3 separate regions of the Mus musculus genome follow, and regions 2 and 3 are each linked to region 1. The links are chromatin loops, found by intact Hi-C in ENCODE. Cell type or tissue: left cerebral cortex. All regions are shown on one strand.

Evidence for each region. A loop is a pair of places that touch in the nucleus more often than their neighbours do. Peaks named below come from ENCODE experiments on the same cell type or tissue, not always from the same donor. Only the 100,000 strongest peaks of a DNase experiment are listed, where the experiment ranks them.
Region 2: a loop joins it to region 1, with 10 times the contacts of the local background. A loop is called at or near these places in 17 of 42 quality-filtered maps.
Region 3: a loop joins it to region 1, with 6 times the contacts of the local background. A loop is called at or near these places in 26 of 42 quality-filtered maps.

The regions. Positions count from the first base shown.
Region 1 is chr3:65,925,947-65,933,946 of GRCm38, reverse strand. Gm35039 (a long non-coding RNA gene) reads left to right here and starts at 5,669. Exons shown (of 2, transcript XR_375721.3): 1 at 5,669-6,336; 2 at 7,385-8,000. In left cerebral cortex, CTCF peaks have their summits at 3,482 (motif pointing right) and 4,261 (motif pointing right); DNase peaks (open chromatin) are centred at 4,313, 6,147, 6,318, 7,904 and 3 more places; H3K4me3 peaks cover 617 bases; H3K27ac peaks cover 560 bases.
Region 2 is chr3:65,662,718-65,670,717 of GRCm38, reverse strand. It overlaps Lekr1 (leucine, glutamate and lysine rich 1), which reads right to left and starts at 4,490. Exons shown (of 13, transcript NM_001166659.1): 1 at 4,407-4,490; 2 at 1,540-1,628. The coding sequence starts at 1,587. In left cerebral cortex, no CTCF peak of the experiment used is centred here; DNase peaks (open chromatin) are centred at 4,075, 4,519, 7,200 and 7,388; H3K4me3 peaks cover 1,541 bases; H3K27ac peaks cover 1,490 bases.
Region 3 is chr3:65,524,680-65,532,679 of GRCm38, reverse strand. Tiparp (TCDD-inducible poly(ADP-ribose) polymerase) reads right to left here and starts at 4,233. Exons shown (of 6, transcript NM_178892.5): 1 at 4,048-4,233; 2 at 496-1,456. The coding sequence starts at 1,415. It overlaps 4931440P22Rik (RIKEN cDNA 4931440P22 gene), which reads left to right and starts at 3,266. Exons shown (of 2, transcript NR_027955.1): 1 at 3,266-3,443; 2 at 3,515-5,197. It also overlaps the pseudogene Gm22279. In left cerebral cortex, CTCF peaks have their summits at 3,389 (motif pointing left) and 4,832; DNase peaks (open chromatin) are centred at 3,603, 4,286, 4,761, 5,923 and 2 more places; H3K4me3 peaks cover 2,713 bases; H3K27ac peaks cover 2,124 bases.

The DNA of each region.
Region 1 (8,000 bases):
CCAAGCCATGTCTTGGCAATGCTTCGCTGGCAGGGTTGGCACCGCATTGCTCTGGCTCCCAAGGTCAGGCCCTGGGTCTGTCTCCACGAAAGGTTGGTGATAACATTACTAAGATAGTTGATAAGTGGAATGACCTGAGAATTACAGTGCAGCTGATCATTCAGGTCTGACCCAGAGTGAGGATCGTCAGGACAGACAGACCCTGACTCAATGGTATCTTTTGCCTCCTTTCTCATCTCAATGACCCCAAGGAACCACCAGGAGACAGAAACAAACAGAAAATGACTAAACCCAGTGGAAATGCCGCTTTTGAAGAGATTGTTGGACATGTGCGGCACTGATTGGTCCTTAGCTAGAGAACTTGCTTGAACTATTTAAGAAATCCTTGGTCCAGCACAGTCCTTATGCTATAGTGTCAGCAGTGGCTGCCACCCTCATAACATTATAGATGACATTAACAGCAGAACAACCAGCTAGTTCACAAAATACAAAAGACATTATTTCAGTAAAAGATCATCTAACAGCCAGAAAGGGGGAGGAGGAGAAAAAGGAGGAGAGAACACTTCTACTAGATTTCTGTGTTAAGTGGAACTACTACTGTAACTGGGTGTGACCACTGCCAACATGGAAACTGGGCTACTGCAAACATTATGTGAGATCAGACATCTGAAAGTGTGTAGCCGAGTACTACATAGAGATACATTGTAAAAGTTTGTAGACTAGTACTACATAGTTACATTATAAAAGTGCAGAGATTAGTACTACATAGTTACATTATAAAAGTGCATAGACTAGTATTACATGGTTACATTATAAAAGTGCATAGACTAGTACTACATAGTTACATTATAAAAGTGCATAGACTAGTATTACATGGTTACATTATAAAAGTGCATAGACTAGTACTACATAGTTACATTATAAAAGTGCATGGACTAGTACTAAATAGTTACATTATAAAAGTGCAGAGACTAGTACTACATAGTTACATTATAAAAGTGCAGAGACTAGTACTACATAGAGTTACATTATTTCCTCACTGGCTAGTCTATGAGTGGCTTAGCTAAGACCCTGTGTACAGACAAACTTTTGCTTCAGAGCAAGGGCTCCCCCTGCCCCCACTGTCTCTTTAAGCCATGTGAAGAGCCATCACCTCCTAGGAATGGTTATGTTTTACTCATGGTCAGGGCCTTAAAAGCCATGTGTTTGTTTTTGTCTTTCGAGACAGGATTGCTCTGCATAACATGACCTGGCTGTCCTGGACTCATCCTCTCGACTTCTCCTCATTTGCCATCCCTGTCCTACAATATATGTACCTTCCCCCTACCCTTAAGATATAGCACAAGTAGGCTTTTTTTTTTTTTTGCCTCATTTTTAAATACTTTATGTGTATGGGTGTTTTGCCAGTATGTATGTCCGTGCACAACATGCATTGCAATTCCTGAGGAGGCCAGGAAAGGGCTCCAGATACTATGGAAGTAGAGATAGTGAAGGCTGTGTGTCACCATGTAGGTGCTGGGAATCAAACCTGGTCCTCCGGAAGAGCTCTGTCTTCATGAAGAGACGCTAGTGCTCTTAACTGCTGAGCCACCCACCTCTCTAGCCCAGCAGAAGTGGAATTTAAACCACCTAGTCCCTAAGCCTGGGGTTTCTGCATTCTTACGTGGTAAGCTAGGCCACATCTGCTCACACATCTGTTTGTGGCAGACAGACAGATTCAGCCATAGGGCTGACATAGGGATGAAATTGGAACGATGAGCATTCTGTCTCCAGTCACACCTATGCATAGCTAAATTACCTGATGGCTTGATTTGCAAATCTAATCTGTGACATGTCTCACCTAAGACACTATCAGGGTCATACTCCACCTCAAAGTGTCCACAATTGTCCTTGGTCAGAAACGCTGTCATTACCAAGGAGGACCTTTTTTCTGGAGCTCATATGAATCGGCCCTTTCCTCATCAACCTTGTGATCTTGTGCAAGACTCTTAACCTTTCTGAACTCGATGTCCTAACTAATACCTAGAGCAGGACAAACCGTCCTACCTTGCAAGGTTTTCCTGAGGGATCTGAAACGGCGCACAGATGTTTGTGAAACGTGTTTTCACAGCCTGAGAAGACTGAGCAAGGACCCAGCCATGACCTCACTAGATGCCTCTCTGAGAGGCAAGAGCGGGAAGAAGGCTTTCTGTGTGTTTACAGGAACTGTCATGACTCACATGCAAGGGTGTACAGTCAGTCCATGCAGCCCATGGTCCACATGTGCTCCGGGATGATGCTGAACTGACTTCATCTGGCAATTAGTTTCTTGAGCGTACAGTGAACTTTGTGGATAATGATGTGCTGTGATGTAGAGTTCAGTCAGTTGGACTGCTGCTGCTTTGTATTGTAAAGCTAAATATTGGGCAGCCCCCAAGGCCTGATTGCCCCCAGAGATGAGAGAGTGTGCACATAGTCCCACCTGGTGCTATGTGACCTTGCCCCCCAAGTAATTCCTGATTGGTGAATAAAGATGCCTACAGCCTATGGCTGGGCAGAACTGAGATAGGCAGGGCTTAGGGGGTCCCAGGCTTGAGGTTGGAGGAGAACCATGAGGGAGATAGGAAGGTGGAGAGAAGATGCTATGGGGTAAGGATCTTAAAATCATGGCCGTGGGGGCTATGCAATCGGAGTTAAGAGAAACCCAGATGGAACAAAGTAAGAACCAGGGGTTATCGATAGGAAAGTAGATTCTAATAGCATTGAGGGTAGATATCTGCCCAGCTTTAGTGCTGATAAAGGCTTATTATAAATTAAAGTTCATGTGTGTCTTCTACCTGGGAATTGAATAATCAAAGGCCCCTGATTGAGATTAATTTTTTTTTTCAATAACATCAGAGGGTTGAACAGGAGTCCTCAGGAACCCAGGCCTGGAACAGGTGATACAATGGCTTGTTCGTGGTTTTGTGAGTCCCTGGGGCCTCTGTGCCTGTCCTGTGCGCTGCTTGCCGGTATTATGAAAGCCATGCACTACTTGGCACCAAGTTGACAAGATCCTCCCTGATCTGTTGTGGGCATCTGAAGCCCATTATGCCATCTGCTCAGGACAGGAGATGTAGAGCCTGTTGTAGTCATTAGGCCGGAAATAGAGTTTTAAAGCTGGGAATCGGTTGCATGACTGTTCCAGGCAGGGTGGTGCACTCTTGTGGTCGTAGCCCTCTCGAGGCTGAGGCAAATTCAAAGCCCATGTGAACTATATAATGAGACCTTACTTCCCTCCGTACTTAAAAAACACCACCACCACCACCCTACCACCATCACCAACAGGAAAAAAAAAAAACTGGGTGGGGGAGAGAATGAGGGGGGAGAGGAAGGAACGGGAAAGGGGGGGGGAGCAGAGGGAAGAGGAGGTGAGAGGAGAAGCGCTTGATTCACTGTAAATCTATTGCAGAGAAGGGAAAGCACGTGAGCAGGTCAGTTACATTCACCGACACTAGAGGGCGACTGTTGACAAGATTATTGCACAGGTATGAAGGAAAAGGCTGTGGGTTTTGTTGTTTGTGTTTTGTTTTGTTGTGTGGTTTTTTGTTTGTTTGTTTGTTTTTTGGTTTTGGTTGTTGTTGTTGTTATTGTCGTTGTTTTGTGGTACGTTTTCCTCTCCACCCTGCAGCCTCTTCTCATCCCAGCACAGCACACGGAGCAAGCGAAGGAGCATAGGGAAGAAGGTTCTTCCCTCCCCAGCATGCATGTGACCGCCCAGGTTCACACGAGGCAGTCCTACCTCGAGGCTGTGAGCAGCCAGCGAGATCACATCCGAGGAAGCTCTCTCAGAGCGCCCAGAACACATGGCTCATTTAGTTCTGATCTACTGGAGCGCCTCTCCAGACAACTGATGTCTCAATATCAACAGAGAAAAGGATACACGCCAAGTGTTTTGTATTCTTGGGGGACTTTGAAAGAGCTGAGGAAGAGCAGCCACTAACTTTCATTTCTCCCCCGTTTCTTGATCTTGTCTTGGGGAAGTGTGGACCGTACTGGGGAAGGCCCCTGCCTGGTGTCTGAAGGCTTCCCCCAGGCTTAGCCTAGAGGGCAGCAGCTGGGAGCTGGCCAGGAAGGGCGAGCTCTCCTAGTCTTCAGTCTTAGGTTTAAGATCACCTGGTGATCTTCTGAGCTTTTTGACTGCATCTTGGGCTCGTTTCTGTCGTTTTTTATTTGTTATTCTTTTTCACAACGAATTTACTTTTTCGTATGACTTTCACTGAAATGAATTGGGTGCAGTTTGGCCACTAGGGGACAGCACGCGGTCACCAGATGCTTGTGGGTAGTTGGGTGTGTGTGGGGGAGGTGGCTGGTAAACTATGGGGAAAGACAGGAGACTCCACCTCTGACTCACAAAGAGCTTTGGCTTCACACAACGTTTCCTCACTCTGTTGGGTTTGCTTCTCACATCAGGCCCAGGAAACTGGAGGGTGGGGCAGGAGTTCTTACCCCACCCCGGGGGCCAGGGGAGGGAGGCTTACCCTGGGAGGGTCAGTGTCATATGAGGTCACAGAGTGGCAGAGGCGGAGCCCACCGGGATCCTGGCTCCTCCTGGGAAACTCATCTCTCAGAGCCTTGGATAAACCAGGTACTGTAAAATAGATGAGGGCAGAAACCAGGAGGACAGCGGTAGTTTTTGCAATGGTCGCCTAGTTCAGTCCTTCCATGCCCCCCCCCCTCCCCGCAAGCTGTAGCTTCAAGGGCCCCACAGCTTAGCTCTGTCTTTTACACTTCACCAGAGGAGATTGTATTCTAGACTCAGACCCCTCACCCTGCCTCCCTGGGGCCAAGCTTTCTTTGACCCTGAGCAGGTGGGAGATTCACTCAGTTCCCTCCCCCAGGAGCTGAGCACAAAGGGCAATTCTCTTTGCTAAGGGAACAGGGAGGAATACACGGTGCACAGACTGAATAATCAGGAAAGGCTATTATTGAAGAAGAAAAGGCCAGAAGACAAAACACAGGCACTAAATGATCTGATCTTGGGGAAGCAGTTTTCTGGCCCCCTGGGAGGAATATCCAGGGTGCTGCCCCAATGAGTGTAGCCAGCACCTCAGGAACAATAGGTCGGCACTGTGTGTGTGTGTGTGTGTGCCTCCTGCCCCCACTTTCCCTCTCCTGAGTGTCATTCTCCCCCTACCCTTCTCTCAGGGGCACACACACCCAGGAGAGAGGAAAACCAGGAAGAAGGGCAAAGTCCTTGCTGGACTCTGCACACTATGAGGAGCTTTCTTACTGTACAGATAACTGGCGCTCAATTTCATTCTGAGAAAGTGAAGGGGATGTTAAATCTACAAGGAAAAAATAAGAGCAGTATTGTTTGTTTCCTTAGGGGGAAGCATAAAATGTCAACTAATTCTGAAGTAGATACAGCAAGACGCAACCTTGTCTAGTTTGTTTTAATTTTTTTAATTAAAAAAAAATGTGTGCATGTGGTTTGTGTGCATGTATGACGGTGTACCACATATATGTAGTGCCCTGGAGGCCAAAAGATGCCGGGACCCCTGAAACTGGAGTTACAGATGGCTGTGAGCCACCCATGTGGGTGCTGGGAATCAAACCTGGGTCTTCTGCAAGAGCAACAAGCGCTCTTAACCAATGAACTATCTCTCCAGACCCATTTCTTTCTTTTTTTTTTTAAGAAGGAGCCAAAAAAGTTCTGGGAGGAAGGAGTTGGTGGCAAAAATAGAGCCAGGCCTGAGGCAGGTGGAGAGCCTTCAGCTAGAGGCCTAGAAAATTGAGGTCGATGGCATCTTAAACACTGTCAATCATCCTCATGGGTCAGAGGTGACTGTCACCAATGGACACTACCTCTGCTCAGGGTCAAGCAGGATGACCTAGGGCTGATCTAACCAGGCAGGTCCCGCTGGGGAGGAACTGTCCCAGGGATACTGGGCTGGAGACACAGTTCAGTTCCCTGCCACCTCCACACTGCCACCGCTGCCCGCAGGGGACTGTTGAGTGTAGTTCAAGACTGGGAGATGAGGAACGAAGGAACTGGATCATGAAAAAGGAAGGAACTCTTGGCAGACGGCCTGGGCATTCCTCAGGCTGTGGGCTCAGCACCTTCCTGGGAGGGCAGGCAGTCAGGCACTAGCCCAGCCTCCTGCAGCTGAGTCAGCTTCTAAGTGAGGCCTCAGAGGGCGGCAGCATCCAGAATTCAAGGGGGACTTGGAGATGATCTTGGACTCCTCGCACTGGCACTGGAAAGAACCTGGGAGGGGTTTGTCAAATCCCAGGGAGAGCCACCATGCTGAACAACGCTGGAGGGCAGAAACAGGAAGCGCCGTGTTCCTGCTTAATAACCTAGAGCTCTCGCTGGTAAGCCAAGAACGCTACCCAGAAAAACGGAGATGGAAGGAGCTGGAAGGGCTCTGTGGGAACTGGAGCACCTTTCCAGGGCCTGTGAGGTCGAAGGCAGAAAGGAAACGTTAGCTCTGAACATGAGCAGAACTGCTGTAGCCTCCCAACATTGTGATTTATCACAGTAGCTGGGAAAAAAAACCCAACTGCCAGTGAGGTCATATATTGGAGAAGGTTGGCAGAATGTCGGAGACACCATGTCTGAGGTTCCTTTTGTTCCTAGCATTCTGTGACAGCTCCCTAAGCCTCACTGCTCCAAGAGGATCAGAGAGAATCACCATGCAGGGCCTGGGAAGGTCTGGCCACGACCCCAGGCAGCTGTGACTCAGTCGCCATTTTATGCCATGCTGTCTGGGAGTCACTGAAGGACTTCTTTCTGCTGGGCCCTCTCTATGGGCTCTGACTAAGCAGAAAAGGATAGACAGCTCATCACCTGGCTCGGAGAGTCAGTCTGCCTGAGCTTCCCACCTGAGTGGTCAGCCTCCTCCTCTGCCTTTTGGAAAGCAGCAGCCCGCCTGCCTTTTCCTGAGGCTCCCAAATGTGAATATCCAAGCCCCGTTCTGTGTGGGGTGGCATGGGAACTTTCATACGTTTTTTTTTCTGTTAGTTTGTTTTGATAATGGCTCGTTTGCTAGTTACTTTTTCAACTCTATGACAAAATACTCTACATAAAGCAGTTTGGGGAGAGGGTTTATTTGGCTTACAGTTTGAGGGGATAATCCATCGTGCTGAGGGGGGAAATCAATTAATGGCCGTGGTGCCACATGCACCTTCACTTGAGAAGCAGAGGCAGGGGAACTCTGTGAGTTCAAGGTCAGCTTGGTCTACATAGTGGGTTCCAGCCCACCCAGCACGATACAGAGAGACCCTGTCTCAAAATGAACTAGAGGCTCACTTCTCAGCTGGGAAGGGTGAGGCGACTGGTCTGGTCACATTCTATTCATTGTAAGAAAGCAGAGTTAGAAGGGGGCTGGAACACACAGTTTCTCCTCTTCACTCATTCCAGGAATGGATTCCCATGAGATGGTGCCACCCCCATGCAGGGAACATCTTTCCATCTTAATCCCATCAAGGTGCCAAACCAAGATTAGCCACTGCACAATCCTCTCACAGCGTGCTCCATCAGAGCCCAACGTCCTGTTAGGGTCACTTTCCTCCAGCAGCTAGTCTCTCTGGATGGAATCTCTTTCTTGAAAAGAGCTCTCCGTGGTCTATAGTAAGTCACCTCAGCCTTACCCAGCACCGGAGGGCTCACCTTCTCCTCACTTTCAATGTCTCTGTCTGACTTCAGACGGCATGCCAACACTCTCAGAGGATCGGTAACCCCATCTCTTTCTTATGGAGAAAACTTCCCATGGTGCCCTGCTCTTCAGCACCAGGGCTCACTCCTGCCCACCTCTTCCAACCATCATTTCTCCCTTTGGAAAATAAATGTTTGCATTAAGTTTTGCCTTGGTGTGTCTCCAGATGGTATGGAATTTATGAACAGAGATGTCTTTCCACACAATCTATCCTTTGTCTGACTGTAGAGCGATGCCAATGTAGTCTCTAGTGGAATGAATGCAGCCTGTGTTTTGTTACTTTTTTTACTATTTTAATTGCCCACAGGAAAAAGATCCACG
Region 2 (8,000 bases), 260 kb after region 1:
GATGCATGCGAGGCTGGCTGTGGTTCCTGTAAACACCTTTTCTCTGGATACATAACTGGCTGTGTGCTCACTAGGAGAGCTGGATAGGAAACACCCTCCTGTGTTTCCTCCCTCATTTTGTAACACTGTGCTCAGGAGAAGGTTTCTTCCCTGTGTGACTTCTTGCCCACATTTGATAACACAGGCTAAGCTGGTAACCACAGTGGAGATGGTGGCTCACCGGCTGCAGCAGTCACGGCTGAGCAGCCAGCACAGTGAGCCACAGACATGGCTGGGAGGTGAGCACACTGAGCCACAGAAGTAGTAGAGCAGCCAGCCAGCTGACAACTGCGGCAAGAGCAGAGCCGGGCAGCCAGCAGGCCAAGCTGCAGAGAGCCGGGCAGCCAACAGGCCAAGCTGCAGAGAGCCGGGCAGCCAACAGGCCAAGCTGCAGAGCTGCAGAGTGGCAGCTGTCAAAGATGTGCAGCCACTGAACTGTGCATGTGCCCAGGGCAGCAGCAAAAGTCTGGTCATACGGCCTGCCAAATGGCAGCGGTAACTCAACCAGAGGCCACAGCAACAAGAGCAACTGGATAATCCAAGAAGGTGGTCAAGGTGAAAATGAGAGGAACCGTGGAAACACAGAAAAGGCAGGAAGCTGAAGAACTGGAGCTTGTGAGGGACCAGCAAGAGGAACTGCAGGCCTTGGTCACAAAGAGTTTCAGAAAGTAGAGTGTCTTTAGAGCCAGGGGTCCTCAAAACAGTCCCCAGGTCTAGGGGTTTTAAAACTGGTTACCACCAAGGGCTTAGGAATCCTAACTCCCTAGGTCCACACAAGAGCTGAAATACTTGTAAAGCTAAGGGTCTTGGACCTCTAAGCCTGTACAGGAGTTCAAACACTTCTAAAGCTAAGGCTCCTGCTACTTGAGGCCTTCCTGAGAGCTGAATATTGCAGAGTGCTACCTGCTTTTGTTCCCACCTGCCTGCTGCCAACACTCAAAATACTAAGGAATCCTGGAAAAGTATCTCCTTGCCCAGCCACAATCTCCATCTGGATAGAACAAAGGACAACACGGATTGGTAACTGATTACAATCGTATCTAAACCAGGTATGGTGGTGCTCACCTCTAATCCCAGCTCTCAGGAGGCAAAGGGAGGCAGATCTCTGTGAATTCCAGGCCTGCAGGTCTATGCATGAGTTCTAAGCCAGCCAATGCTATACAATTAGATCCTATCTAAAACAAAACACAATTAAGCAGCACCTGGCACACAGTGGTTGATGAGAATTAATGTACGTGAAAATGCATCATGAAAAGAAATCACAAAAGGCTATAAACAAGTCTAGAATCTGCTTCCACTGGGACTCTAAAGCCAGAAGTGAGATTCTGCATCTGTCTTGTTACACGTTCTGTGCAGTCAACGTTCCAGCGTGGCTACTCCTCCCACCGCAGACTCATCCCTGGTTCTGCTGTAGTTCTCTAAGTTCACTCTCCAGTATTTTACAATGATCTAACCGCTGAGACTCTCCTAATGTTACGCTCTTATAATGCCACATCATACCTTTTGGATTTCTTCAGGTAAGGCATGCATGGGAATGTGACGATCCATAGTTCCCCAAACGTACTGAGAGAGCACTGCAGAAAAACAGCCTGAAAACATTGATGGCCATAGTCAGAATTCATTTAATGACAAGGAAATTCAAATGACTTAAACTTTCTTAGTATCTGAGGACGAACTGGCAAGAAACACTTCAAAGGTGCTTGTTTCTCCAACTCCACAGTAGAAGCTACAATTTAAGTTTCCTCAGCTAGTTTTTAAGCCACTCACACAGAAAGATATTTCAATTATTGACTTATATACCTTTTCTTTCAGAAGTGTATAAACTAATAGTAAAATAATAACAGTGCTTTACTAATTATTTGTTTTGCAGCAGAGTAACTGTAGGATTTTAAGTAGACTTATTTCAGTGTTGTTCTGAAAAATTATAGATATCAAGACCAAATAATATCGTATTATAGCTCAGCAGGATAAGAAAAAAAAAATGCTTGTGCCATCGAGGCTTGCTTAAATTATAGAGTACAAAAAATAGAGTTACTAAGTTATGAAATCCAGGCGCTGAGCCGAAGAGCCACCAAAGCATCAGAGACAACATAGCAACTGTAACAGAGATGGAGATCCACATAAATTTATCTAGATTTTACTTTTAACAGATTTTCATTTGCTAATACCAACAATTCAATATAAAACTTTTTTTTATTACTTTCATGAAACCACAGACAACAGAGACATTATTTTCTTTCTTCAGAGTTTTTCCAAATTGGACAAAGAATACCCAATCCACTCTTGATGAAGAGTCTGCCTCTCTGTCCACGGAAAGAGTAAAGGGAACTAAGAACGGCTTACTGATTAAAGCCCACGCACTGTAATGCCAGTACCCATAAATGTAGAAATAGCAGCTTTGGCGGGCAGAGACAGGGATCCTAGAAGCAAGCTGGGCGACTGGGCTCACTGAGCTGGCTGACCAGTTCAGAACTCAGGTGAGAGGTCCTGTAAGGTAGAGAGTGATGAAGACACTGGGCATCAAACTCCAGCCTCCACACATACAAAAACATGCATACACAGGTGTGCCTATGAACATGAATACACACATGGATTTGTACTAACCAAATGTCAGAGAGAGAGAGAGAGAGAGGTAGAAGATGTCAAGGCCAGAATGGTTGAGTGGAACAGATTCAAGTGAAAGAAACACAGATTCCACAGCAGAAAAGATGGTCTAAGGCCCGTGTCTGCAGAACACAGGCAATGTGAGAGTCAAGAGAGGATAATGACCTATCTTTTGGGTGGGGGATGGGAAATCAGCAAAGGCTTCCTAAGATTGAGTTAAATTAGGGGCAAGAGAGTGAAGGAAAAAATAATGCTGGTGTTATTTTTGTAAACTATGCAACCATCAGTGGAGGAGAGATTCCTCAACCCTGTGTTAGCCCAAAATATCCCTCATTTCAATAAGCTACTATTTAAAACAAACAAAACTAGTGAGCTGTCTTCCCACGTGTGTGCTTGGTAATATTAACTGAGGCCAACCACGGGAGTAATGGTAATTATGTGGACATGGGTCCAAGTGACCAAGTACATAATCATATACTGTCATAGTCACATGGCAAGAAACCAGAAGGCATTATCTTCAGTTAAGCCATCATTGGTGAATGGAAATGATAGTATCTTGGGCTCCACAGGAATATTTTTCCCTTATACAGCCAACTATATCTCCTCTTAAAGTGCCATCCACAAAAGTATTAGCAAGCATGGACCTAAATAACGTATAAATTCAAGGTACCAGTGGGATGTTTATTATTTAATGCCTTCGCTGTGACTACTCTTAACATATTACTATGTCACCAGAAGTGGCAGGCTTCTGGCTATGAAAGAAAAATTTAAAAATAGCACCCTGGTAAATTTGAAAGACCTCTAAAACGAAGTGGAGGAGAAACTGATGTCAATGCACATCGCACAAGACATAGTAACAAGATTACAGGCAAGATACATTCATTGGATTCGTCCCAAGAACATGTGTAACTTGTCCTCATATAAAGACACTTTATTGTAAACCCATGTAAACTGTGAGTGCAGACTGTAATAACTAGGTGCTTTTCTGCTAAGCAATGCATGCTGATGATTACAACTAAGAGGTGGGCACCTAAAATTCCCAAGGTGACTAGAAGGGTACTACTTTCTTTAACGTTTATTTTTGTTATTGCCTATATTTTAAGAAACAGCTTGTAAGCCGATTAGAAAAGTCCATTGGGTCTTTATAAAGATGTGACTACTCGTGAAAAGAATAGTAGAATCCACATATAATTCCGCTTTTCAAGAAGTGTAGGGCTGTTTGCTCTTTAGCAGAAGAAAACGTGATTTTTAAGTTACCCATTCAGTATTTTAACCAAACAAGTTCCTTTTGGTCTTTCCCATTATATATGTGGAAACTGTCCTTGGCAAAAGTACAGAGGTACGTGGCCGCTGCTACGTGCGTTTGAGAACCTTCTCTGTGACACTGGTCACGAGATAGACGTGCGTGTTCTTAAACGCAGAAATGCCCTTGGTGGTTCATTTCCGATTCTTACACCGGTGTCACGCCCGGTCATTAACTCAGGTTCTGCTTCCAGGCCCTTCCTCAAGTACCATTCCGGGGGCGTGATTCACCGAAGGGCAGGTCGGGGGCAAGAGAGCAGGAGGTCACTGCAGGAAACTAACCGCCCGACCGGACTGCGCTGGCCCAGGCCTCGCCTGGGGCGCCGAGAGGCCGCCCCACCTTCCCGCCTTCCTCCTCCCGACCCCCGCCGCCCCGCAGTCCCGCGCCGCCAGTCTCTGCGCCGGAACTGTGTCCCCGCCGACCGGGTCCTCTGAGGACTGAGGAAGGCCATGACCCTCACCTAGCCCGGGACTCCGCAGGGTGTAAAACGGCTTCCCTGGTCTCCCGGGCGACCGCGCTGCACGTTGGCCTGACGTCAAGGCGCGGTGACGTCACAGCCCCCGCCGACGCGGAAGCGGAGCTTCTTTTGCATCATTTGTCCCAAAAGCGAGCTAGGCGGAAGCTGGAGCGGGTGGCGGGGGTCGAAGGAGAGGGCGGATTTACGCGCGGTTCTGTGACGGACGGGGATGGGGCTCTGGAACCCGCGGGGACGACGGGCAGCCGAGGCTGATGAAGAGGCGGGAAGTGGGTGGCCATGTGCCTCATCTGCAGGGGCAATCATTGTTGTCGAACGGAAGGAAAAGAAGCTTTTAAGTGGAATTGACTGGGGAAGGCTTGCTTAGAATTTCATTCTGGTCCAAAGAAGTCAAGATGACGGGTTTAGTTCATGAAGTATTACTGAGACGTGCTACTGCACACTCAAGTAATGGAAGGCCTCTTGTTTTTACACACTGACGACTTCCCTTTATTCATACTTTATTCATAAAACAAATACTGATGACCTACTACGCAACAAGCAAGCAGGATGAGATGATGCTTGGTGACTAACACAGGCCACTGGTATGATTAGTGTCTTCGTAGTCTGCTCCTTTTCCAGGAGCATCTGAGGTCCAAAGTTCTGATCCTCCAGTAACTAAAGAAAACACGGTTTCCTAGCAGAAAAGAACAATAATTGCTGTTAAAGAATAGTTTGCATGAATAGAAAGAAAAGGCATTGGAGAGAGGAAGGTGAACAGGTGATTTGAAATAGTGCCAGATCTATTGGAGCTGCTGGTTGATCACTAGTATGAAAATAACCGCATGAAAATAGTGAATACTCCCCTAAGTCATGAAAGATATAGATTATGCAGAAACTAACAACAGTTACTTACTATTGAGTAACTAGTATTATGTACTGTATATCATTGAATATATACAAGAGGGCTAGAAACAGAGGGCTTCTGACAGCATCACCACGAACACTACACAAAATGTCTCGGTAACTAACATCACTAGATATTAGGAATTTTATACCAAAAGTATTGTTATAGGGCACATAACTACAGTTTGGACAATAATTACCGAGCACTTGTATCTAAAAAGGAAGGCAATCCTCTGAAAATGGGATGAAATCCCATGGAAATGCTATAATTCACTTTCATCTATGCCTCTTCGTTACACATCACCTTGAGTCCATTTTCCTTACCACTGTAAATGCCCTCTCAATCCTAAATCCCATTGCTAATTAGCCACAAGCCTAACTTTCTGTAGGAGTGCCACATGTGGCACTCCTACAGAAAGTTTTCATTATTATATAAAGTCCAGTTTAGGTAGTGGTAGACCCAGTAAGAATTTAAAAAGAAAGGATAGCTTCCGGAAAGAACAGAAATAAGAAGTGTATTTCCAATTGGCCTATGCCAAATGGTCAGCCCTTGAAAACATGCATACAAGAAACAGTATGTGGCCTCTACAGGTTGTATTTGGAAATATATGTGTATATGCAAATGCATGTTTGAATCCAAGAACAATTGGGTAAAAGAAAGACAGTTTGTGCCTAATCTAATTGCATCTCGTTATGCCCTGTTTGGTGGATATCACTGGGAGGCCTGCTCCTTCCTGAAGAGAAATAGAGGGGCAGTAAGTCTGGGGGAGAGGGGAGGTTGAGGCCAGGGGCTAGAAAGGGGCTAGGAAGGATGGAGGGAGGGGAGGTTGCAGTCAGGATGTATGAGAGAAGAATAGAGAAAAGAGAGGCCATGAATTTGAAGGAGAGTGGAGAGAGTTATATGCTGTAATTAATATAAAAGCAATATAAAAGCAAATCTTTAAATCCTCTAAAATGAAACGTGTGAGTGAGTGTGTGTGTGTGTGTGTGTGTGTGTGTGTATACATACACTTTCAAAAAAGGTTAGCAGATTAGCACAGGTCAACTTTTGAGTACTGAAGAAAAAGGGTTGTTTTTGTTTTTGTTTTTGTTTTCGAGACAGGGTTTCTCTGTGTAGCCCTGGCTGTCCTGTAACTCACTTTGTAGACCAGGCTGGCCTCTAACTCAGAAATCCTCCTGCCTCTGCCTCCCGAGTGCTGGGATTAAAGGCATGTGCCACCACGCTCGGCAGCTATTTCACTTTTTACCATGACTTTTAAAGACAAGCCACCGTTTTAAAAAGAAAATTAAAAATTAAATTCCTTTTAATTTCTTTGTGACCCTTCATTGTTATTCTCTTTGAGGGTCAGTAACCCCCCAGGGGGTGCCCTCCTAGTTTATAGAGTGTCTGGATATGAATGAGACTCAGTTTTCCACGTGTCCTGTAGGTGTCTTACAGTTTATAAGAACTCCCATGTGTTTGTTGTCATAGGGATTTCCCAAAAATACTTATCACATGGGACAGTCATTTGGGGACACTTGTGTCATGAAACCTCCCTACCTTTCCCATGCACCTATGAAAAGCAGTATAGGAAAAATAGGTACTTTGTTTATAAATCTGCTAAAAACCAGCAGGAAGTCCACCCAAGATGGCTGATTTTAAAGTCAATGCTAGCTGGTACAAAGGTAGCATGATAAAATTACACTGAAGTCCAACAGTATTTTCATCCTGCAAGTCACAATACAATACAACTCTGTCCTCTTGTAAGTTTGAATAAAACGGTTCCGACGGGGCCTCCCAGGTTGGAAACAACAGCTGCTTTCATTGCTATTTCTGGGTTTCGTCCAGTGCAAGTGCAGAATTTTTAAAACGCCAGCATGTATTGGGTTCTCTCTGTTTGCCAGGCACTTCATGCACAATGCTCCGTTTGCTTGAGAACCCTTCCAAACCTAACGCTGTCAGGTGCTACGTACTGTTTACTTTCACCCAAATGATAGAAGTGGCCAAGGGCATGGCCCATCATGTAAACACAGGGGTGCACTGGATCCAGGGTGAGTGCACGTGGAAACACGTGTTGCCTTAGTTGTCTCTGCCAGACAGCCAGTCCTCCTGGGACGTTTGCCTACTGTGGTTAGAGACACATGTCTCAAACGTGGTTTCTTCATGACGTTTCCCGTACAGCTTCTAGTTTTCAAAAGAGGTTAGCTGCAAAGACCACTTGGCTTTGTTTTACCCGCCCCAACACATTTGCCTCTACTGTGCTGTCACACTTAAAGCTGCAGATTGCCTTATAAAGCTGTTTTGCATACTGAGCCCCCAAAAGCTGTGGTCTAGAAGTGAGTTAGACCACAAAATACTATTTTTAGGCTTGAGCTCTGTATTTTTTTATTCATCCCATAGATGCAATATAAAGTTGAGTATGTGATGCAGTAAAGGTCCTGGAGTTTGAGTGGCATCTCTCTAGAAAGAACTTCCAAGGCTTTGCTGTTTGTACAGGAACAAACTGTGTAACAAATTTGAATTTGTTTGAGTCTTAGACTTTAATTTTTGAACATATTTCTAATGAGACAAGCTAGATGCTTGCATGATAACTGTCTACTCTCAAATGTGAAAATTAAGACACCGCTACAGGAGCTGGAGAGATGGCCCACCAGTTAAGAGCCCTGTCTGCTCTTCCAGAGGTTCAGTTCAGTTGAACCCTAGGTTCAATTCCC
Region 3 (8,000 bases), 400 kb after region 1:
CACCTTGAAAAATCAAAATAGCATGTGTCTGTGTACGAATGAAGAACTTCTGAATTACTGATATAAAATGTTTAGTAAAAGAGCTCCAAATATTAGTTTCTATATTTAAAAAAGAAAAAAAGCTACTCAACTCATAAAAATTTAAAAACTAGGTAAGTTTAGTATGTAAGATTCACAGTGGATTTTTTTTAAAGGCAAGTGATTACAGTTAAAATAGTACTTGATTCTCAACACTCAAATGTATGTACAACTTTCATTCAAACATATACATACTAAACAGAATGACATCTAAATTGTTCAAATCATAAAATGTTTCTTTGGTTAGGTAAAGAGACCACATTAAAATTTAAACACTATGAAAAATCAGAATAGCATAAAAGTCATAAAAGAAAAAAACAAAACAAAAAACTTGGTACACTACTGAAAGAAACCACCATACCAAACTTTCAGCTTCATTAGAACATGTAACAATTTTTAACTTGTTATAATACATACCCATACTTCATTCTCATTCTATCATTTTCTGGATTACAATAAAATCTTTCCAAGTGCTCCTGAGAATCATTGGAAACACTCTGCCACTTCTGAGTGGTTGTCCTTTTGATCTGCCAATGATAGGGCAATACGGTGTGATGTTTCAAACAATCCCTGCCATAAATGCAAGTGCCTTGCAGAAAGTCCATACAAATTTCAATTCCATTCTCTTGGTGAGTATGGTACTGTAGCTGGTTTACAAGTTCAAACACAAGCTCAAGGGAAGCTTCCTCACTTTTGTCTTGGAAGAGCTCAGTACTCAACTTATCACTGGTATCCAAAATGTACTGGATTGTAAAACTATTGTCTTGGAAAGCTCCTGGTACATAATCCATAACTTTATCTACGCAGTCAGGACTTGTAGGAACATCACCTGAAACAGGATGCAAAAGGTCAGTTTGGAAGTGTCCTGTTGTAGAATCTGCCACTGTCCCACTGATGGTTTCTGGTGGAAAACTGTGGTCTTGGATTGGAACCCCCTGTTCTGGAGCATCTGTAGAAGGATGCGCTTCTGGTAATTGGCCCTCAACATTTGTCCCATCAGGAATCAGGACAGGCATACTGTTTTCTGCTGGTGGACACGATGGGTTGATTTCCAGGGGTTTTTTCACTATATGTTCATGTAAGCTGCTCTCATCTCTGTTTTGGTCTCTAGCTCTAAAAACTCCATCAAGTGAGCCAGATTCTAGCAAAGTATTTAATATTGGCCTCAAGGATCTCAGGGTTCCAGTTCCCAATCTTTTTTGTTCCTGTTTTTTCTTAAAACACGTTTTCAATGGAGAGATCTTCTCAGAAATTCTCATTTGGCATGAAAAGTCATCAGAAGGAGAAGGAGGCTGTACTACACAGTCTGGCTCAGGTTCAGTGGTTTCCACTTCCATGATGTGATTAACTCCCAACTGTGCCTCAGTATCTACAAATCCTACCAGGAAAGGAAGAAAGATGATCATTTAAAAACTGACAACTGAACCCATTCATTCATTAAAACATTTTGCGTTAGTCTATGGTTAACTATCTGCAATCACTGCTTGCATTATAGTTAGCTCTTACAGGTCAATTTTCTTTTTTTAAACTGAGAAATGAAGATTCAAAAGCTATGCAAAAATCTGCATAATAGTAGATAATAGTAGATGAGAATGTATTTTTCAATACTTATGTATTGACTTAATAATTGATAAACACACACACAGAGGAGGGGGAGACAGAGCAAGTGCTGTGTGATTCTACTGGGGTATGACTTTATTTTGTAAGATAGAAATAACTGTCTTTTTCTAGAAGATGAAGCAGGGAAACCACATCTCTTGCTTAGCTTTGTGGTTCCCTTTACAGTTGTTTATGATCTGTCCCATGAGTTTGCAAAAAACAAAATTCACTGGGAGGAAAGTTCATCAAAAGGATAAACTTAAAAGGTTAAAAAGTGAAAGAACTAGTGTGTGTGTGTATGTGTGTAAGGATAGACACAGAAGCTTTCAAGTGAATTGTGATACAAGAGAAAGCCAGAAGCCTGCTAATGTTTTTACATTCTGAAAGTTCTAGTATTTAATTATTGAATGTTAAAGATTTCTAAATTTTTAAAAAATTCCTGAAGGAATATCAGGATATGCCTAACTTCAACAACCACTGTACCGTGCCTTAGAAACTTAATACAGCACGATTATACAAAGGGTCCTTGTCTTTAGAAAAGTTACACTTATCCACTTTAAAAAAAAAAAACAAATGAAAGTATATTATAACCAAAAAAATACAAATATTAAAAAACACCAAATTTCAGAATCTGAATTTTTTTTCCTTTCAAGAACCAGATCCTTTAAAATGACTGAGATTTCCAGGTATTTACTGAGATTGTTCCAGATGAGAAGGGACAGTGATGAGCAATTAATGGTCTTTTTTCTTGTCCAATAGACTGAAAGAACTCCTTGATGTAAGAACCTATGATTTAATCAAGCATGCATTAGGAGTCCAGTATAGTACCTAGCACTGTTCACCACTGAGGATGTCTGTATTTTGTGGCTGAATTACTTTAGAAAAGGCACACATTAGATGCTTTGTTCTTGGTTGAAGGTCAAAACCCAAAATGGTAAGACTTCGTGCTTTAAAAAACGAATATAAAGATCTAGGAGGGATTTATAAGTCTATGTATACAAAAGTGCTGAATAATCAAAACTCAGAAAAACACAAGGCATGGAACAAAGTGCTAGTCTAAGTACAAAAGAGATTTATTTATTTTAAATAAATAAATATTTGAGTTCAGTATGAGCTGGCATTGTTAGAGAAAGCCTCACGAAGGAGGGATCTGACATGAGACATAAATAACTGGAAAGCAGCCAAGCCAGGCGTTATTATTCATCATTCGGTGCTCTTGCCTCAAGGCTCAGTTGGCACAGATTGTGGTATTCCCTCTCCGTATCTAACCCGCCTGTGCCTTCCCCTACGCACGCACACTATCCCCTCCTATCACACCAATCCAGGCAAAATACTAAAGCGATTTTATTTATACTTCTGCACACGCACATGCACGCACGCACGCACGCACACACACACTCGCACGCACACAACTTTTCCTCTTACTGCCCCTCCACCAAACTCGGAAACTCAACTAGGAAGCAGAGGAGTGGAGTGCGGAAGCCACCAGTTCCTCAATTAGTTTGCATAACAGAAAAATAAAAAGATTGGAAGGTCGTTTCCTCCGGTCGCCCGCAGCGGGCAACCCAATCGCGCCACCCTTCACCTCGTGACGCCCCGGTCGTCTGGCACCACGAGCTGGTCACACCTTCCATGGAAACCGCCGGCTCCAAACAGCCAAGGAGTGAGACGCCCGGGTCCGAGCGACGCCTCCTGCCGGCCGCGCTCCGCGCAGCCACGACCTCCCGCCGCGCCCGTTCCACCGGGCTCCGCACTTCGCCGAGAGGGTGAGCATCCCCGCCCTCACCTTGTCCTCAGGGACCCGGGCGCCCCCTCACTCCCGGCCCACCTTCCTCAGGACCCGACCTCCCCGCCTCCCCGAAGCCACTCAAGGCGAGTCCACAATGAATTCCCCCCCACCCCGGCCCTGCCTCCTTCCCGAGGACCGGCTGGCGAGTCCCGGAGCTTGCAGGGCCGAGCCGCAGCGGACACTCCGGGTGGCGGGGAAAAGGAAGGGGAACCGGTGCGGCACTCAAAGTTAACTCGAACACAGCCTGCAAACTTCTGGGCTGCAGCCCGGAACGCGCGCCGGCCGGAACGCTCCCGCAGCGCCGAGCCCTCCCGCAGGGGCTGCCCCGGCTGCAACCCCCCGAGAGGAGTCGCGGGCGGCCCCGCAAGCCCTGCGGCGCCAGTCCATCTATCCACCTGCCCAGCTCCCGGCGCTGAACCCGATCCCACCCCGCCACCGACGGACGCGAGCGCATTCAGCTCTCCCGGGCAGTCTAGGGATCCGCCGCTGTCCCGACGGGGACTCGGGGCGGCGAGGCTGGCGCCCGCCATCCCGCTGGGGGTCCCTCCGCCGCTCGCTGCCCACCCCCCAGCCCCTTTTACCTCAGGCAAGCCGCCCTTCGAACGCAGCCCAGGCGCGGCGTGGAGGGCCGCCTCTGCGCCAGCGGTCCGAGCCGAGGACGAGGGCCGGTGTCTAGGGGTCGTGGGCGGCCGACGCGGCGAGCGGCGCGCGGGCCATTCCGCGGACCTGAGCGCTGAAAGCCGCAACTGCTCTCGAGGCTCCAGCTCGCTCGCCTGTCAGCTCCAGCTCTGCTTTAAGTGGCTTCCGGTCTCCTCCCCCGGGCCGGCTCGTCTTCGGGGAGGGAGGAGCTTCGGGGCCGAGAGGGGGTGGGGTGGGGTGAGGGGGCCGGGCGATCAGTGAGTGCCGGGAAGCTGGGGCCCCGCCTCCCGTGCGCGTGCTCCGGACGGAGGGGCGCGCGGCGGCTCGGCGCTCCGGGGAGGAGGAGGAGGAGGGAGGGGAGTGTCCGCTCGCGAGCGGCCGAGGGTCCCCGAGGCTCTGACGGTTCGCGAGGCCGGGGAGGCTACCTCCCACCCCCCGTGAGCCTGCGAGGAGAGGAGGCGCGCGCCGCGTGGGGCGGACTCCACCTGCCTGCGGACAGATGCAGGGTCACCGTGTTCCGCGGACACCCGGGCACGCGATGTGAGAGAGGCTGTGAGACGGAACGGCCGGTTTCGGTGCGGTTGCCTTTGTTTATCTGCCTCCTTTCAAGACGCCTCCAGATCCCGAGGGGGAAGCGAGTGGCCGCCTCCGCCGCTGCCTCCAGACGGGGTCGCCGGCCCCGCGCCGTACGGGCGGGAAGGCTGAGCCCGCCCCGCCGCCTGTTCCCGGACAGCCTCCGCTAGGGGAAGCCAATGTTAGGGTTTTGACAATAGAGATGCCTATGCGCGTGTTTTGCAGCCCACGGATCACGTAGTGACTAATTCATTTAACAAGTCAGAGCGCCTCTTCCGCGCCGAGCGTGTACTAGGTTTAGAACTACGACCTTCATCACCCAGACCCCACGCCCTGCACTCATAGAGACTTAGGGAACCGAGAGTTAACCTCAAAAATATACATGAAACTGGCATCTGGATTGTAACTTCATGTATTCAATAGCTTTTTGTTGTTGTTGTTTTTTTAGTTGGAAATAAACATTAAATTTGTATAATCCGAATTTAAGAAAAAAAATTAAAAGATCGTACTTATTCAAAAAAAAAAAAAAGGGGATCCTGGAAAAACAGGCTAAGCAGAGGCTGTGGTTCCCAAGTTTTATGGCACTGCTAACCCAGATTAATGATCACCCAGCAGTGTTGTTTCAAATTGCATCAAGTAAAGGCCCTCAGACTAAAGTGGAAAGGTTGGGACAGAATTCAAAGACTAGTATATAAGCAAAATTAAACTATTTTTAAAAAACTATAATAAGATTGCAGTATTTCCAACGTTTTAAAACTGTCCCAACTTTACCTACTAACTTAATGATTACCAAAAATATTTGCAAAAACAATGTTTTAAGTAAATTTATGGTTTTATGTTGGGTTGCATCCAAACTTAATCCTGGGACACACACATGCAGCCCTCATGTCTCCGGTTGAACATACTATATTTGGGGTTAAATCTATCATTTTACTACGTATTTTTTTCTCTCATCTATTTTGTTTGTTCAATTTGCTTTCGTGCTACTTTTAAAATTCCATTCTCTTCCAACAATTTTTTTATACATTCTTTATACTTTCAGTACTGTTTCAGTTACTGCTATGTACAAATCACCCCCAAATATAGCTATTTAAAACCATAACTGATTTGTTCATGATCCCGGGCTCTTTGCTCAGGAATTCCACCAGGACAGAGTGCCAGTAGCTCATCTGTACAGCTTGAAGGCTGGGCCTGCCTAGTCTAACTGAAATCTCTTAGGACACAAGGTCGAAGCTAGTGTCTCAGCACAAATGAGCTGACAATGATGTAGAAAATGCAAAGATGGAATCTAAGAATGCTGGAGAAGCCAGGTGGTGGTGGTGCACGCCTTTAATCCCAGCCCTTGGGAGGCAGAGGCAGGAGGATTTCTGAGTTCCAGGCCAGCCTGGTCTACAGAGTGAGTCCCAGGACAGCCAGGGCTACACAGAGAAACCCTGTCTTGGAAAAAAAAGAAGGCTTGTTGGTCTGTTTTCTTGTGTGTGGCTTCTCTACCTGGCTGATATGGGCTTCCTCATAAAATGATAATCTGGATTACAAAATGGGGGCATTCCAAAAAAACAAGGCTCAATAAGCAAGCAGTATAATTGATTACTAATATGTCACTGACCCAAGCAAGTCACATGACCAAGTTGAGCATCTAAGTGAGAAGGGTTTTTTGTTTTTTTTTTTTTTTTTTTTTTTTAGTTTTTCGAGACAGGGTTTCTCTTTATAGCCCTGGCTGTCCTGGAACTCACTCTGTAGACAAGGCTGGCCTCGAACTCAGAAATCCACCTGCCTCTGCCTCCCGAGTGCTGAGATTAAAGGCGTGTGCCACCACGCCCAGCTGGGGGAAGGTATTTTATATAAAAGGCTATAGATCACTTAAGGGTAACTTATCCTAATTCAATTAAGAGCTGATAATTAAATGTAATTCCAGAGCTAGTTTAAATATTGGTTTCTAGAACCCTGAAACTCATACTCTTAAAAAAAAAAAGTTGGAGGTGGGAGGGTTGGAGAGATGGCTCAGTCAGTACTTAAGAGCACTGGATGCTGTGTCCGAGAGGACCTATGTGCAGTTCTCAACAGCCACATGGCAGCTAACAACGATTTCCAGGGAATCTGATGCCCTCTTCTGACCTCCATGGGTATTAGGCACAAACATAAGTACCGACATGTAGGAAATACCATACATATAAAATTAAGGACTTTTAAATTTGGAATATGAAAGTTTAAAATTATAGAATGCTCTGTGAATTGTTATGTCATTCTTGCACAGGGTCCATGCTAATCTTTTCTTAGTATACATGCTGCTGATGTGAGCACAGACTCACACACTTGATCAGAAGGACCAGTAACATCATGAGGGCCCTTAGAGCCTGCAGGCTGAGCCCCTATCATAACTGACAGGCATTCTGGGCTATCCTAGAAAGGGTAAGATTGTATTCCTTGAATGAGAAGAAGGGTGAATTGGGCTGTAAAGTTCCTATTGTACTTTTCTCCTTTATTAGAAATATTTGGATGATCCGTCTCCTCTTTCTCCTCCTTTTTCTTCTTCTTCCTCCTCCTCTTCTTCTTTCTCCTCTTCCTCTTCTCCTCGTCCTCTTCCTCCTCCTCTTCTTCTTTCTCCTCTTTCTCTTCCCCTCTTCCTCTTCCTCCTCCTTCTTTCTCCTCTTCCCCTCTTCCTCTTCCTTCTTTCTCCTCTTTCTCTTCCCCTCTTCCTCTTCCTCCTCCTTCTTTCTCCTCTTCCCCTCTTCCTCTTCCTTCTCCTCCTCTTCCTCCTCTTCTTCTTTGTCTTGAGGAAGAAGGGAGAAGGTTGCCTGGCTGTAAAGTTTATCTCCCTAGATCTCATGTAATTATGGTTCCCATAAGGAGACAGTCCTGGAAACTGCTCAATTGCTAGAAAAGGATTTCATTTTCTAATATGGAGCCTCTCCTTCCCTCCTGTCCCCTCCCTCACTTCCCTTCTCTGACACACAGATGGAACTAGTGTCTCATGACAAAAGCAAGGGCATAATGTGGAAAACATGAAGCTGGAAGCCATAGGCTGAGGATGCTTGGAAAGAAAGAAGGCGCCTGGGTTGTTCACGATATTCTGAAGCTGCTCCAGCAGTCCTAAAATGGCTTCTGTCCCCCAGATAAATCACAATTTGTCTCCACTTCTACTTGGAGTGTGTAGCTGAACATAGTTTTGGCTAGTACATAAACTATCATGAGTTACCTTCTACTGAGTGTTCTTGCTCACCTGATGTACAAGTTAGATACTAACTTGACTTAGTGTGTTAGAAATACCCAAAGAGCTATCACAAAATAATGTATCAACTCCCATACCATTTTCTGCTAAATC